Linked DNA regions of Homo sapiens: region 1 is linked to region 2. A link is a loop called in an ENCODE intact Hi-C map of the cell type or tissue named here. Cell type or tissue: K562. All regions are shown on one strand.

Region 1 (4,000 bases), 330 kb before region 2:
GTATTGACATAAAGACAGACATACAGATCAATCTGATAAAATTGAGAGTCCAGAAATAAACCTTTACATTCATGGTCAATTGATATTAAACAAAGATGCCAAAACATTTCAATGGAGGTGAAAGTAATCTTTTCAACAAATGATGCTGGGCAACTGGATATTCACATGTAAAAAAATGAATGTGCCTCCTACTTCATACCATATGCAAAAAATAACACAAAATGGATCATACGCCTGAAAGTAAGGGCTAGAACTATGAAACTCTTAGAAGGAAACATAGGAATAAGTCTTTGTAACCCTGGATTAGGCCAAGATATCTGATATATGACACCAAACCCAAAAGTGACAAAAGGAAAAATAAACTGGACTTCATCAATATTATTTTTTTGTGTGTTTCAAAGGACACCAGTAAGAGGCCGGGCTCACGCCTGTAATCCCAGCACTTTGGGAGGCTGAGGCGGACGGATCACGAGGTCAGGAGATTGAGACCATCCTGGCTAACACGGTGAAACCTTATCTCTACTAAAAAAAAATACAAAAAATTAGCCAGGCGTGGTGGCCGGCGCCTGTAGTCCCAGCTACTCGGGAGGCTGAGGCAGGAGAATGGCGTGAACCCGGGAGGCGGAGCTTGCAGTGAGCCGAGATCGCGCCACTGCACTCCAGCCTGGGCGACAGAGCGAGACTTCGTCTCAAAAAAAAAAAAAAAAGGACACCGGTAAAAAAGTGAAAAGACAGTCCACAGAATGGAAGAAAATTTTGCAAATGCTACATCTGATAAGGGAGTTACATCCAAAACATTAATACATAAAGAACTCTTACAACTCAACAATAAAAGGACAAATAATCTAATTAAAAAATAAAAAAAGACGGCAAGGTACGGTGGCTCATGACTGTAATCCCAGCACTTCGGGAGGCCGAGGCGGGCAGATCACCTGAGGTCAGGAGTTCGAGTTCAGCCTGGCCAACATGGTAAAACCCCATCTCTACTAAAAATACAAAAAAAATTAGCCAGGCATGGTTGTGGTGCCTGTAATCCCAGCTACTCGAGAGGCTGAGGAACGAGAATCATTTGAACCTGGGAGGCAAAGGTTGCAATGAGCCAAGATCGCACCACTGCACTCCAGCCTGGGCAGCAGAGTGAGTCTCTGTCTCAAAAAAAAAAAAGAGCAAAGAAGGTATTTCACCAAAAAGATATTCCAATGGCCAATAAGCACATGAAAAGATGCTCAGCATCATTATCATTAGAGAAATGCAAATCAAAACCACAATAACACACCACTTCAAATTATTAGGATTATTAAAATTTTTAAAAGATAAGCAATAACAAGCGTCAGTGAAAACACAGAGAACCTGGAAGCTTCACAGACTGCCGATGGGATTGTAAAATGATGCAGCCACTTTGGAAAACAGTTTGATGGTTCCTCAAAATGTTAAACATAGAATCACCATGCGATGCAGCAATGCCCCAAAACTAGGTATTTACCCAGGAGAATTTAAAACACGTTCACATCAAAACTTGTACATGAATGCTCACAGAAGCAATATTCAAAATAGCCAAAAAGGGGAAACACAAATGTCCATCAACCGATGAATGAATGAACAAAATGTGGCATATCCACACAACGCAATATTATCCAGCCATAAAAAGGAATGAAGAGGCTGGGTGCAGTGGCTCATACCTGTAATCCCAGCACTTTGGGAGGCCGAGGTGGGTGGATCACCTGAGGTCAGGAGGTCAAGACCAGCCTGCCCAACATGGTGAAACCCTGTCTCTACTAAAAACACAAAAATTAGCCAGGCGTTGTGGGGCGTGTGCCTGTATCCCCAGCTACTTGGGAGGCTGAGGCAGGAGAATCGCTTGAACCCGGCAGGCGGAGGTTGCAGTGAGCAGATATCATGCCACTGCACTCCAGCCTGGGTGATAGAGCAAGACTCTATCTCAAAAAAAAAAAAAAAAGTACTGAAGAACAGATACATGCTGCAACCTAAACAAGCATTTGGCTCAATTGTACCCACAAGAGTTTAATTTATGGAGGTAACCAAGTGACTACACAGAGGTCCATGCCACTGAAAGAAGGCTTTTATGACCTACAGCCCCTGACAGGAGGGGAAGCCAGGCCATGTAGGGCCACATGGGGAAGCACCGATTTTGGACAGGAGGCAGAAGGGTGAGGGAAAAGCCAGGGCCAGAGACTTTATTGTGTTTTCTGCAGGAAAGGCAAGACAGGTCAGGGTTAAACAGTTGAGGACTGACTGCGTAAATAATTTTGCCAGGTTTTAGAGCACAGGGGCTGTCGGCTAGTTGCCTGGTGCCTGTCGCTGGGTTGATTAAGGGCAGGGGAAGATTAGCTTGGTGTGAGAGTTTGATAAAGAAGACCGCTGATTCGTTTGCAAATGAAAGGTGTTCTCCTGGGCCAGGCCTGGGCTTATCTCTAAGAACTGGCTCACTCTGGGAGGGGCAGTGTCTCCCAGTCAGCCAGGCCATGAATGACAAGACATCAAGATTATAGAAAATAAGAAAATATAGTTAATCCAGTAGGCCCGTGATGAATGAATGCCAAATAGACAAATACAGAATCGAAGAAAACACAGAATCACCTTGAAAACATTATGTAAGTAGAAGCAGCCTGTCACAAAAGACATTCTTCCATTCATTGCATCTTTCCATTCATATGCCATGTTTAGAGGAGGAAAATCCATCCACACAAAATGGAAAGCAGTATTTTCCAGAAGCAGGGGAGTGGGGAGAGTGGAGTGGACTGCTAATGGGTGGAGGGTTCCTTTTTGGGGTGATGAAAATGTCCTAAAGTTAGATAGTGGTGATGGTCACATAACTCTGCGAATAAACTAAAAAAAAAAAAAATGAATTTTACATTGTAAAGGGGTGGAGTTTCGAGTATGTGAATTACATAAAATAAAGACAAACAACCCGATGTCCATCAACTGATGACTGGATGCAAAAAATGTGGTATATCCATACAATGGAAATATTTTATGCAATAAAAAGAAATGAAATACTGATACATGCTTCAACACAGATGAACCTTGAAACGATGATGCTATGTGAAAGAAGCTAGTCACTAAAGGCCACATGCTGTTCAATTTCATTTAGAAGAAATGTCTGAAATCTATAGACACAGAAGTGTGATGGATGCCAGGGGTTAGGGGCGTGGAGGAAATGGAGAGTGAGTGCTAATGGGTATGGAGTTTCTTGGGGGGATGATGAAAATATTCTACGATTGATTGTGGTGATTCACAGCTCTGTGAATGTCTCCAAAACCTTTGTGCACTTTAAATGGATGACTTGTACGGCATGTATAAATTATATCTCAATAAAGTTGTTTTAAAAAAAAGATGAGAGTTGTTTAATACTATTAATTGCAAACAGTACATCCATAGAAGAAAAGTGCAGCCTCTGCTTACTAACAGGTCTCTGGTCTGTCTCAGATTTTATAGCTAGAGATGAGGATTCGTGCAGGATCTCACACTTAATCCAGCAAGTAAGAGAGTCACTCTCGGTGTCTAAGCAGCGGAATAACACCGCAAAAGTCCCGTTAACAAGACTATTCTAAGAGTTGAGCAGAGGGCAGAGTGAAGCGAGGCAAGGCTGGGAGCAGGAGCACCAGCGATGAGGCTGTTATCAGTCACCCAGGCACAGGATGGTGGCTCGGAAACAAAAATGAAAGATGAACTGGAAAAGTGAGGAGGAGAAAGAATCAGCAACACCTGGAGGCTGACTACATGAAAAGAGAAAGATGTGCCAAAAATGATCCTTGCGGCTGAGAGCCTGGGGGAATTGAAAGACTGGGCTGCCCCGATAGTTAAGGAGAAACCAGAAAGCGTGAGAATCATGGCCCAGTTGAGGGCCCGTGGTCCAGGAATCAGAACGACTCCATGAATGAGAATCCAGACATGGCTCGATTCCTAAGGTTCCTCAAAATCATTTCAAGCAGCTTACTGAACAAAGACCACTAGGAAAGTTATACTATTTCCTATACGA
Region 2 (4,000 bases):
CTGCCTGATAATCCCATTGAGTTTAAGGGGGAAAAAAAGAAGAAAAAAAAGAACAGATTCTGGCCTTCGCTGAGTGATCCTGATGCAAGGGGTCTGGGATGCAGCCCAGGAACGTGCAGTTTTACAAGCACTCCAGGTGTGTGTTTGCTTGTAGAGACAGAGTCTCACTATGTTGTCTCACTCTGTTGCCCAGGCTGATCTTGAACTCCTAGTTTTGAGAGATCTTCCTGCTCTGTCTGGCCTCCCAATGTTCTAGGATTACAGGTGTGTGAGCCATGGTGCACAGCCGCCCAGGTGTTTTTGGTGGAGGTGGCTCAAGTCCCCACCAGAGACACACTGGTTTAGAGCCTGCTCAGGAGGAACAAAGACGTTGAAGCTGCAGCAGGTAAGTGCAGGGCGTTCCCTTCTCTTATATTCTGTTCTGAAGAAAGTGTGAGTGTGGGGTGGGAAGAGGGGTAAGGAGGTCAGGGGGTGCTGAAAGGGTCTCAGCAGAGAACTGTGCGAAAGGACCTAAGACTAGTGATTCCCAAGCAGGGACAACTTTGCTTCTTTGCTTCTCCAGGGGACATTTGGTAATTTTTCTTTTTTTTTTTCTTTTAAGAGACAAGGTCTTACTCTGTCTCCCAGGCTGGAGTGCAGTGGCACAATCATAGCTCACTGCAACCCCAAACACCTGGGCTCAAGCCATCCCTCCACCTAAGCCTCCTGGGTATCTAGAACTACGGGTGTGCCCCATTGCCGTGCCCAGGTTTTTTTTTTTTTTTTTCCGTAGAGACAGAGTCTTGCTATATTGCCCCGGCTGGTCTGAAACTCCTGTGCTCAAGCAATCCTCCCACTTTGGTCTCCCAATGTGCTGAGAATACAGATGTGGGCCACCATGCCTGGCTGACACTTGGCAATGTTTGAAGATATTTTATTGTCATAATTGGGAAAGGGAAGTGCTATGGTCTGAACGTGTCCGCCTCCAAAATTCATATGTTGAAATCCTAACGCCCAAAGTGATGGAAGGTGAGTGGAGCCCTCATGAATGGGTTTAGTGCCCTCATCAAAGAGTCCCCAGAGAAAGCTCTCACCCTCTCCCACTCTTTCCACCACGGACACAGTGAGAAGGCGGCGGTCTGCAGCCCAGAAGCAGGACCTCCCCAGAACCCAACCATGCCGCACCTGGATCCTGGACTTTTCAGCCTCCAGGAATGTGAGAAAGAAATATTTGCTGTTTCTTTTTTCTTTTTTCTTTTTTTTTTTTTTTGAGACAGAGTCTTACTCTGTCACCCAGGCTGGAGTACGGTGGCCCAATCTCGGCTCACTGCAAGCTCCGCCTCCCGGGTTCACGTCATTCTCCTGCCTCAGCCTCCCGAGTAGCTGGGACTACAGGCGCCCGCCACCACGCCCAGCTAATTTTTTGTATTTTTAGTAGAGACGGGGTTTCACCGTGTTAGCCAGGATGGTCTCTATTTCCTGACCTCGTGATCCTCCCGCCTCGGCCTCCCAAAGTGCTGGGATTACAGGCGTGAGCCACTGCGCCCGGCCAATAAATATTTGCTGTTTCTAAGCCACACAGTTCATGGTATTTTGTTATATAGCAGCTCAAACGGACTAAGACAAGGATTGTTTCTGGCATCAAGTGGGTAAAGGCCAGACATGCTGCCGAACATCCTCCAAAGCACAGGACAGCCTCCCTCTCCACACACAACGAAGAATTGTCTTGTCCGGAATGCCTAAAATGCAGAGGCCGGGAAGCCCAGAGCCAGCCCATTCCCCACCTCCACCATCTTCCCCTTGAACTAGTACTTGCCCTGCATCACATCTGCTGGGTAGCAGTGTTACACGCGAGCTGCTAAACCCGGTCATGTGGTTCACGTGGAAAGAGAAGCAAAGCCAGATGGGCTTTTGCAGAGTTCCCCTTCCCTTGCCTCCCGGTTGGGTCTGGGAACCTCCAGGAATCGTGTGTTATCCTTCCCGAGTGAATGGTGCCACCTAGTGGAAATAGAGTTAACAACACCAGCAGGAGCATTTCATACACCTGGAAACCTAAAAATTAGCTGGCTTTCCACTGTTGAGAAGATTCAATGCGGATCAACGAAAGCCACCCAAATGAGGAAGGCAGAGGCTATTTATTTAGCGTTTTCTATGGCCAGACAGTCAGCCACCATCACTTGCCTTTGGCAGAGAGTCAAATATAACTGGAGACTCAAATGCTAGTGGGAAAGGCTTCTATAGGTTTCAGGTGGGCTCTAATTGGAAGATGTTGGCAGGGGGAAAGTGCAGGCAGCAGCATCTTATGTGATGGGTTTGGAGAGGATTTTTGGCTTTCTTGGCTTGGTCCTGAGTTGGAAGTGTCAGTGAGAATTAGGGCAGCAGGCAGTCATTGAGCAAATCCTGACGTTCTGGGCCTATCGCCATAGAAGGTTGGCTTGGCTCCTGCCCCGGTTGCTGCAAAGGTTGTGGGTCACAGCCTCTGAATATGCAGAGTCAATGACCATATATGACACTAGACATAGAAATGCATAGTTATATATGGCCATTGTCCCTTTGCGTATTCAGTCTCTTAATTCATTCAACATTCTAAATATATCCATCCCTCCTGTTACTAATCCTGAAACGGATTGCATAAAGTTACCCATGTGAGCAGCAGGTTGACTCCAAGCCAGCATCTGTGATTTTCAATGGTTGCCCTTATAAACTTTGATTTAGGGTTCATATGTGATAGAACTGTTTTTGTTTTGTTTTGTTTTGTTTTTTACTGCCCATGTTGCCTTCATATGTATGACATAATTCTCCTAACTGACATGGGCCTCAGTAATAATCTCTCAACTTCACCTGTGTGGGAGCTGACTCTAGCTCTTTACAATGCTACACTTTCACCACTGCCACCACCATCACCAGTCATTTGGTGGTGGTGATGGTGGTGGATGGTAACAGTGGTGGTAATGATGGTGGTGATGGTTATGGTGGGCCTATTTCTGCAGAGATTGTAGGTCGCCACCATCACCGTCACCGTTACCACCACCACTATCATTATGATCACCACCACTTTTGTCACCACCACCACCAGTCACCACCAACACCGTCACCAGCACCACTGTCACCACCACCACCACTATCACCATCACCATTATCACCATCACCACCACCACCATTACCAATATCAATGCCACCACCATTGCCACTGTCACCACCATCACTGTCACATCATCACCATCACCACCGCCACTGTTACCATCACTACCACTATTACCACCACTACCACCAACATCAACAATACCACTACCATTACCAATATCAATGCCACCACCATTACTGTCACCACTATCATCACTGTCACCACCATCACTCACCACTATCATCCCCATCACCACCACTACCACTGTCACCACCACCACGACCACCACCATTATCATCACCACCACCAATATAACCACCGCCCCATTACCAACATCAATACCACCACCATCACCATTGTCACCGCCATCACCACCACCACTGTTACCACCCACTACCATTACCTTGACCACCACCACCACCATCTTCACCACCACCACCACCATATTCACCACTACCACTATCTACAAGGTCAATGGTTCTCAAAATGTTTTCCCCAAACCAACAGCATCAGCATCATATAGTAACTGTTAGAAATGCACATTCTTGGGCCTCACCCCAGACCTACAAAAGTCAGCAATGGGGTGGGGCCAGCGCTCCAACTAATTCTGATGGATGCTAAAGTTTGAGAGCCACCATTCTAGATAAATTTCTAGGATGCCCACAAGGGCCTTATTTTCAGTCAGACCTTCCACAATGTATCCTTTAAATTTGTGAAAATTTGCTTGTCTTATGAAGTAGTCAGAGAAACAAGACGACCTTTATCTAGGTAATATCGAGGCAGAAATTCAAGGAAAAATAAATCCACTGAGCTGGTGCACACCTTAAAATAATTATCCTCCTGTATTCACCCATACTTGTCTAGTCCCCTGCATCCCGCAACATTTCTTGGCGAGCC

Evidence for each region. A loop is a pair of places that touch in the nucleus more often than their neighbours do. Peaks named below come from ENCODE experiments on the same cell type or tissue, not always from the same donor. Only the 100,000 strongest peaks of a DNase experiment are listed, where the experiment ranks them.
Region 1: a loop joins it to region 2, with 6 times the contacts of the local background. A loop is called at or near these places in 1 of 110 quality-filtered maps.

The regions. Positions count from the first base shown.
Region 1 is chr7:140,320,625-140,324,624 of GRCh38, forward strand. No RefSeq gene overlaps it. Among named protein-coding and RNA genes, the nearest start is that of SLC37A3, 76 kb to the right of the region's middle. In K562, no CTCF peak of the experiment used is centred here; a DNase peak (open chromatin) is centred at 2,387.
Region 2 is chr7:140,651,622-140,655,621 of GRCh38, forward strand. It overlaps LOC105375535 (a long non-coding RNA gene), which reads left to right. Exons shown (of 6, transcript XR_928047.3): 3 at 194-385; 4 at 773-1,008; 5 at 3,968-4,000. Among named protein-coding and RNA genes, the nearest start is that of DENND2A, 13 kb to the left of the region's middle. In K562, a CTCF peak has its summit at 1,980 (motif pointing left); a DNase peak (open chromatin) is centred at 1,950; H3K27me3 peaks cover 3,108 bases.